2 separate regions of the Homo sapiens genome follow, and region 1 is linked to region 2. Evidence: chromatin loops called from intact Hi-C (ENCODE). Cell type or tissue: A673. All regions are shown on one strand. Each heading gives the region's core, and the rest is flanking DNA. Links, peaks and the distances in the headings are about the cores only.

Region 1 (4,387 bases), core at 131-4,130, 200 kb before region 2:
TGGGAAGCAAGAGACAAGCACCACTTGGAGAGACTCAGTTAAACTGGAATTTTAGATAAACAGTTAACACTTTAAACAATATAAGTATATCCCAAATATGGCACAAGAAATACTTTTATCCTACAAATTATTCATTATTCAAATGCAGATTTGACTGAGTAACCTGGTTTTGTTGTTTGCTTGCTTGCTTTTTGCTAAATCTGCCAACCCTGTACATCAGGCTTATGTGGCATTCAGGGTCCCGAAGGCAGGACTGGTCCCCACCAGACTCACGGACTTACACGCCAGCCTTCCATCTAGCTTGAGGTTCAGAGACCTGCTTCCGCTCTGCAGCGCACTGCACGAGTATCTTCAGGCTTCCGCACTCCTGCGGGCACCCTTCCTTCTACCTAGCATGTCTCTCTGCCTCTCCTGTCTGTGGCTAACTACTACTTTCACCTGGATAGCTTTCTCTGTAACTTTTGTGACTTTTCTTTCGCATTACAAATGTAATCTATGTTCTATATGGAAGATTAAAAAAAAATCAAGACAGACCAAAAGAAAATCACTCACACACATACACATACACACACACACACAAACACACACAGAGAAAACATTACTTTGTAAACTTTTGTGTTTTTTTTTGAGATGGAGTCTCGCTGTTGTCGCCCAGGCTGGAGTGCAGTGGTGCACTCTTGGCTCAGTGCAACCTCCGCCTCCCCGGTTCAAGCTATTCTCCTGCCGCAGCCTCCTGAGTAGCTGGGATTACAGGCACCCAGCACCACGCCCGGCTAATTTTTGTACTCTTAGTAGAGACAGGGTTTCGCCATGTTGGCCAGGCTGGTCTCGAACTCCTGACCTCAGATGATCTGCCTTCCTGGGCCTCCCAAAGTGCTGGGATTACAGGCGTGAGCCACCGTGCCCAGCCTATAAACATTTTAGTAAAATCTAACCATATTCCGTACCCCTTTCCATGCTGTTCTATATTCTTCTACCACACCATCCTTAATGGTTACGTAGCGAGAACAATCACTATTTTATTTAATCCATCCTTTTCTGTTGGGCTCACAGGTTTCTACTTGTTTGAAATCATAGCAGGTCTGTGATTTAAATCTCTCAATACATGCATGGCGATTCCCTTAGGAGAAGCTCCAAGAACTAGAAATATGAAGTTCAATTATCCACATATCTGAGGGTCTCTGAGAAACACGGCCAAGTTGTCTTCCAGAAACATGTAATGTCCTCAGCTACCACGGTGTCCCCTCCCACTTCAGAGCCAATAATGGTCATTATAGTGTTTTTAAAATCTTTGCCAGCACGATGGATGAAAGTGAGATCTTGTCTTTCCTTTTTTTTTTTTTATTTTTTAACTATGGAACATTTTATTTTTTGTTTTCTTCTGCTGTGAATTCCCTCTCCTGGGCTTTCAAAGCTCAGCCAAGGGCCACCCTTCTTCCTCCAGGACCTCCCTTGCCTCTTAAACACTGAATCCCCTGCTTTACAGCACCGGCTCATGGGCCTGCTCCCTCCCTAGACTGTGAGCTGGTCAGAGTGGGCCTCCCAGATGTACTGCTGGGGCCTGGGCCTCGTGTGAGTAAGGGCTCAGGACACACCCCTGGAATTAATGCAAATGCCTGTGTGTGCCTGGGTTGAGGGAGACTCCTCTGGGCTCCTTCTGCCTCTGGTTTGGCTGGGGCAGCTCTGCAGGCACAGCTGAGGGTGGCCAGTGTGTCTGCAGGAAAAGGCCCCAGGCCCTGGAGCTGGGCTCCAGACACAGGAGGTCCTTGGTCCCCTGCACACACTGCTTGTGTCAGGAGGCTGCTGCATGGAGTCGGAAGAAGGGACCTTTCAGGATGAGGGGGGTCGAGGAAACCAGCCACAGCGCAGGGCAGGAAGGACCAAAGATGACCCCGGCAGCTCCCTGGCCCTGGACAAACCTCTTGCCTTCTGTTTGCTCAGCTCAACAACATTGCATGAATTCCTGCCAGGGAGGGGTATGAGAAGAGGAGATGGAGGGGCACAGCCCTGTGGGAAGCCAAGACTGAAGAGGAGTCCCCGGCCCTGGCTGCTTACCCAGAAGGCTAAGCATTCAGGTTCCAGGGCCCAACTCCCAGCAGGCCAAGATCAAGACTGCAGTTGTGCATGCTGGCCACCAGGAGGCACTGCAGTTCCAATAAAGTCACTGGACGGAAGGTGATGATCCTGGGGCCCCAGTGCCTAATGAGGTTTCTAGACGTTTGTTTGAAGACCCAGGTCCTAGCTGGGAGGATTTGCCACTCAAGCAGTAATTCAGCCCTACTACGCGTCTGCCACCATTCCAGCACTACAAGGGACAAAGAGATGGATGGGGCGGGTCGCTGGCCTTCCTTGCAGGGGTCTTTCCTCCCCTAGTTCTGGGTATTTTCACATTCCTGCCTCATTCCAGTCTCCTCAGAATTCCCACACTGTGGCCCCAGCATCCTCATTGGACAGACGGTCAAAGTGAGGCGCCGAGAGAAGGGACCCACCAGTGTCACTAGTGACTGAGTGACAGACAGGCTGAGACCTGGGCTCTTTTTCATTCCTTAAGTGGCCTCCCTTTGGAGACCCATGGGGATTCCTTGGCCCTCCAGAGAGGGTGGCGCACAGTGGGTGCTCAGGAAACTGACTAACTTGCAAAAGCCTTTGCCTTGCAAAAGCTCCCTAGGACACCCCTGTCGTTTGGCCCAGCGGCTTTCCATGTGGCTGGCAGACTTGTTACCAGCTTCCCCGTGGGTTCTTCCCGAGGCAGGCATCCGCCGAGGCAGGGTCTGCCACCCCGTCCTCCACTGCTCCGCCCTCACACAGAAGCTCTCTCAGTTCTTCCTGCAATGGCAGGGGTGAGTGGGGAGGACTGTTTTTCTCTTAGTCTAGAGATGGAGTGGGCTTCCCAGAGTCCAGGAACGAAAAGGGATTAATGCTGGGCTCTCGCAAAAACAAAAAACAAACAAACAAACTAAACAAAACCAGGAACTGGGCTTTGTACTTTACAAAGTACTAGGGCATCTATTATGCCACCAGTAGGGTTCCAGCCTCTTTACAACCGCCAGGTTTCCATTTTATAGCCCCAGAAACTGAGGCCAGAGGGGGTAAATGCCTTGCTAAGAATCAATAACTGTTAAGAAGGTCCAGGGGTGGTGGTTCATGCCTGTAATCCCAACATTTTGGGAGGCCGAGGTGGGAGAGTCACTTGACCCCAGAGTTCCATCTAGCCTGGGTGACAGAGGCAGAGACCTGTCTCAAAAAAAAAAGAAAAGAAAAGAAAAGAAAACAAAAAACTGGTAAGAGGCAGAGCTGAGACTTGAATCTCATGCCTGGAGCATGCCTACTGGGCCCTCCTGGGGTGGATGCTGTGGGTGGGACTGGGACAGGCAGACAGGAGACAGGGTCAAGGAGGAAGGGAGGAAGTCACAGGAGAATGGCTGCTCTCAGCTGCCTCAAGAGATTGGCCCCCTTGCAACAACCTTCAAGGCTGCCCCTGATCAAACTGCTCTGCTGAAGATCAACTTCATTGACCATCTGGGACCTCAGATGTGGACCAGTGCCTTGTTTCAGGGCCTACACACACTGAAGTACTTAGAGGCAAAGAGGCATATGAGTCATATGTCTGCAACTTACTCTTTTTTTGTTTGTTTGTTTTTAGACAAAGTCTTGCTCTGTTGCCCAGGCTAGAGTGCAGTGGCACAATCTTGACTAACTGCAACCTCTGCCTCCCGGGTTCAAGTGATTCCCTATGTTGGCCAGGCTGGTCTCGAACTCCTGACCTCAGGTGATCCACCTTCCTCGACCTCCCAAAGTGCTGGGATTACAGGCATGAGCCACTGCGCCCAGCCTGCAACTTACTGTTAAATGATACAGCTGTATATCGTATGCATGTATATCAATACATACATAAACAGAGCATATGCACAGAGAGAGACACAGAGAGAGACCCAGAGAGATTGAAAATAATGCAAATATGGCAAAACATCACCATTTGGGGAGTCAGCATAAAAGGCATCTGGGAATTCTTTGTAGTCCACTTATAACTTTAAGTGTAATACTGTATCAAAATAAAAAGGTTTTTAAAAGAAAAGGTATGTGGACTAATGGAAAGAAGGCACCTTCCCTAGGAACCCCTCTTGTGAAGCTGGCATATGTAATCATTTGAACAGGACCTGGATGAGTTTACCTGGCAACCTCCCCGCCTTCCCCTCATCACCACCACCATTCATAATTCTACAAGGGGCCTTGTACGTTGCAATAAAAATCACAAGACAAATGCCAACTCTGGGAGCACACATTGCTCCCCAGCCCTCTGGAAGCCCTCACTCCCGTGGAAGCCACTGTGACCCAATTAGAACATGGGGCTCCTTTAAGCAGCTCTTCTGAGAGCTGTAGGAGACCA
Region 2 (4,387 bases), core at 108-4,107:
TAGTTTGGGAGGCCAAGACAGGAGCCTCACTTGAGGCCAAGAGTTCAAGATCACCCTGGGGAACACTATGAGGCCCTGTCACTATTTAAAATAATAATAAAGTAAAATAAAATGGTGTGCATCCTTTGCCCCCAGCAATTCCATTTCTAAAACTTTATCTGAAGGAATTAATGACACCAGTGCACACAAAGAATGAACAAGGATGTTCATCCGGTATATTATCCTGCAAGTTGAGAACCATGTTCATTCCAACCTTAAGGACTGGAAACCAAAACTGTGGAACAATCATGCCATGGAAGTGAGTGGCCATTAAACACAATGTGTCAGCCTGGCTACAGTGGCTGACGCCTGTAATCCCAGAACTTTAGGAGGCTGAGGTGGGCAGATCACTTGAGGTCAGGAGTTTGAGACCAGACTGGCCAACACAGTGAAACCCCATCTCTACTAAACATACAAAAATTAGCCAGGTGAAGTTCTGTCCATTCCAGGATGTGGTGTCACATGCCTGTAATCCCAGCTACTCAGGAGGCTCAGGCAGGAGAATCCCTTGAACCCAGGAGGCAGAGGTTGCAGTGAGCTGAGATTGTGCCACTGCATTCCTTCCGGGGTGAGAGGGCAGGACTCTGTCTCAAAAAATAAAATAAAATAAAATAAAATAAAATAAAATAAAATAAAAGATAAAATAAAATAAAATAAAATAACACAGCGTGTCATAGCAAGAGAGGTCCACCATGCAGATGGAGCAGGAAGCAGTCCCAAAACAGGATGTAGGGTTTTGTGAGTGGAGTACAATTCTATTTTTATTAAAATAATATCTATATTAGTGCTCCTCAAACTAGCGAGGCGGAGGGATGACTTTACAACCTTCAATCTATTGCAAGTTGATAGTTTGGTACAGTTTGCAGACCACAGTTTGAATTGCCCTGTTTTATGCCATATAAAAGTTTGAGAGAAAATGCAATACAATGTCAAGAGTGATTTTCTGTAAATGGTAAGTTAGGGATAATTCTTTTTATTTTTTCTTATCTATATTTCAACTTTTGTACAATGAAGACTCATATCTTTTTAATTTTTGATTACTTTTGTTGGTACATAGTAGGTGTATATATTTATGGGATACATGAGATGTTTTGATACAGGGATGCAATGTGAAATAAGTACATCATGGAGAATGGGGTATCCATTCCCTCAAGCATTTATCCTTTGTGTTACAAACAATCCAATTACACTCTTTTATAAGTTACTTTTTCTTTCCTATTTCTTTTTTTTTTTTTTTTTTTGAGATGGAGTCCTGCTCTGTCACCCAGGTTGGAGTGCAGTAGCATGATCTCGGCTCACTGCAACCTCCACCTCCCAGGTTCAAGCCATTCTCCTGCCTCAGCCTCCCGAATAGCTGGGATTACAGACACACACCACCATGCCTGGCTAATTTTTTTTTTTTTTTGGTATTTTTAGTAAAGACAGAGTTTCACTATGTTGGCTAAGCTGGTCTTGAACTGACCTCAAGTGATCTGCCCGCCTTGGCCTCCCAAAATGCTTGGATTACAGGCATGAGCCACTGCGTCCGGCGTTTTTAGTTACTTTAGATGTACAATTAAATTATTATTATCTATAGTCACCCTGTTGTGCTATCAAATACTAGGTCTTATTCATTCTTTTTAACTATTTTTTAACTTATTAACCACCCCCACCTCCCACTACAACCTCACTACCCTTCCCCGCACCTAGTAACCATTTGGAGACACATTTTTTTAAAGTAAGAAATGTGAGCAAGAGTACCCTCCCTTGGGAAAGAGAGCTGCACATGTCCGAGGTACGGTTGTGAGCATTTATTTGAGGTTGTACAGGCTGCTCTGTTGTAGGGTGAGAAGCCAGGAGCAGGTGGCCAAGGTGCCTTCCAATTCCCAGATGAGACCCTTGTAGGACTAGACATTCATCAGTGGCTTTCTGCAGGCAGAGGCAGGCCTAGAGGCTTTGGTGCTCCTCTACTTCTGGAGCACCATCCCTCAGCCCCATCTCTGCCATCCCCACCCCTTCATCCTCATCCCTGGGTGCTGAACTGTCTGGCCATCCTTCCCTTGGCGGAGCAGGCCTCGCCTCTGGAAACCCAGGGCCACAAAGTGGTATGTCACCTGCAAAGTGCACCCCCACCAAGCCAGTGTCAAACCGCCAGACATCACGTCAGCACATCCTAACCAGAGTCTGAGCCCAGGAGGAGGTGTCCTGAGCCCAGCCCTCTGCCAAGGCCCCAGGGCAATGTCTGCCGGCTTTTCAGCTCAGTCTGGGGAGTTTTCCCAGGGACCTCCACCCTGCCAGGCTCCGCCAGCCTGAGGAGGAGGGAGGGAATGGAGGAGCAGCCCAGTTGTGGTTAGTATGTGGGGAGGGGAGGGAAAAATTCTCCCCACTGCCATTCCTGTGGGGAGGAAGCAGCACTGTCCCCCAGGAAGGGAGTCTGGCTTTGTCGTTGTTTCCTGAGGGGAAGAAAGAGCAGGGATGAGTTTCCAGATGCCAGCCATGGGGAAGAATGTGCACCCCCTGCTGGATGACAAGGTCTCGGTGTCTTCTGGTACCCAAGCCTGAGAGAAACCTGGTGGCCAGGGGACCTTGGCAGACAAAGCTGTCTGCTCAGAGCCACCACTCATTGCAGCCCCAAGAGGGAGGGCAGGGTGACTTTACGTAACTGTGGGTCTCTTCATTGCCTCCCCAAGTTCAGGCAGATCATGGCGGTCAGGGCACAGATCTGAGGATTTAGCTTGTTCTAGAGTTTTGCACCAGCCCAATGAGACAGTGTTAGTTTATATCTATTTTGCCAGGATATAAGTGAGGACACAGAGCAATGGAGTGACTAGATTGCTGAAGGCCACAGGACTGGGAGTGGCAGATCCTGGACTCAAACCCAGGCTAGGCTGACTCTAAAACACCATGCTTCTCTGCCAGGACGTTTTCTTCTAAGATGGTTAAGCAGGTAAGGACTGCTTCTAGGGTGCACCTGCAGCCCTTTCCAGAGAGCCTGGCCCCATCCAGAGCCCCTAATGCCTGGCATGTGAACAGTGCCCCATCCCTGCAGGAAGGCACATGAAGCCAGTTGTTGTAATGTGCCCACTGCAATAACATAGGACGCTTCCACCCCAGAAAAATTAACATATTAAGAGGGGACTCTGGGAAATCAAAAGTTTTCAAGGCCCAGAGGAGTGTGCATCTAATGGGATTTCAAACATGGTGGCATCTTTCTCCGTGAGGTTCTTCTTGGGCCTCTTCAAATTGTCCTCTGCCCTGCATCTAGCCAGCCCTAACATCGCCAGCCTACCTTGGGTTAGGTTTTCACCTGAATTCTGATGTCCATTAGCTCTGTGAAATTGGAAAGTCACCTACCCACTCTGAGCCTCAAGAATCAAAGGGGGTAGACTAGAAAGTAACTTGGGCCCAACTCTATCAGATACACCTGCAAGCACATGTCACCATTGCAGGTTCCTGGGCCCCACTCCAGCCCTAATGGCTGAGCCTCTCTGGAGGCTGGTTGCCTGGAAATCTGCTTTATGAATAGATTCCCCAGGTGATTCTGACAGGCACTAGAGTTGGGGAATCACTGACATAGAGATGTCTAAGCTCAGTTTCAGGCTCTGCATATGATAGTAAGGTTGGTGGACATTGCCTGTCTCTCTGTCTGCCTTCCTTCCCGTCACTCCACTCAAGCTCCAAAGGCCAAAGAGAAGCAGTGAAGGAGGGCCTGGCATATGGGGAGCTAGGGCTGCCCCAGCAGCTGCAGTAGACCATCAGCTAGTGAAGGGCTGGAGCCTCAGTCGGCTGAACTCCATTCTGAGACCTCAGGCTGGATCTTTGACTCTAGGGCTGGTTGGGCCTGGCCCCAAATCCAGAAATCCATGTAGGCTAGAGCCTGTGTAGGGCTACTGCTTTGGCTCATATTGGTGTCCTGGTCTGTTCCAGATCCCTGCCCTGGGCCACACCTCGGACTCCAAAGGGCTTGCTGTAGGCCCGGGTCTCCCTCCCACCCCTGGCCTTCCTAAACCAACCAGGTCTTTCTTCAGAGGTGCTTCAAAGTGACCAGCAGAGACAAGGGCCAGCTATGGGACTGGGAACCAGGTAATGGTGAGAAGCTAATGGTGGGCTTGCCCACCTGTCCCAAATATGGGGAAAACAAGCCAAATCCTAGAACACTGGCTGGGTTTCTGGAGTCACCTGGAAATAGGCCAGATCCTAGGTAAGACACCAGCAACAAGAGTCAAGTGAAAAGAGCATCTTAGAAAACAGGATTTATAGTGAAATCCAATCTTTGCAAATGTGTGTATGTCAATGAGTATGTGTGTGTGGATCTACATCTATATCCATATGGACCCAGTTGGGCTAAACATTGCAAGTTATAGGGCAC

What was found. Peaks named below come from ENCODE experiments on the same cell type or tissue, not always from the same donor. Only the 100,000 strongest peaks of a DNase experiment are listed, where the experiment ranks them.
Region 1: it touches region 2 in a loop (5-fold over the local background); 13 of 110 quality-filtered maps call a loop at or near these places.

Annotation. Positions count from the first base shown.
Region 1 is chr11:44,284,355-44,288,741 of GRCh38, forward strand. All of the region lies in intron 1 of ALX4 (ALX homeobox 4), which reads right to left. Among named protein-coding and RNA genes, the nearest start is that of ALX4, 24 kb to the right of the region's middle. RefSeq lists enhancers at 1,252-2,225, 2,226-3,198. In A673, for the core only: a CTCF peak has its summit at 2,135 (motif pointing right); DNase peaks (open chromatin) are centred at 2,137 and 3,351; H3K27ac peaks cover 2,880 bases.
Region 2 is chr11:44,481,874-44,486,260 of GRCh38, forward strand. No RefSeq gene overlaps it. Among named protein-coding and RNA genes, the nearest start is that of CD82, 82 kb to the right of the region's middle. In A673, for the core only: a CTCF peak has its summit at 2,541 (motif pointing left); a DNase peak (open chromatin) is centred at 2,538.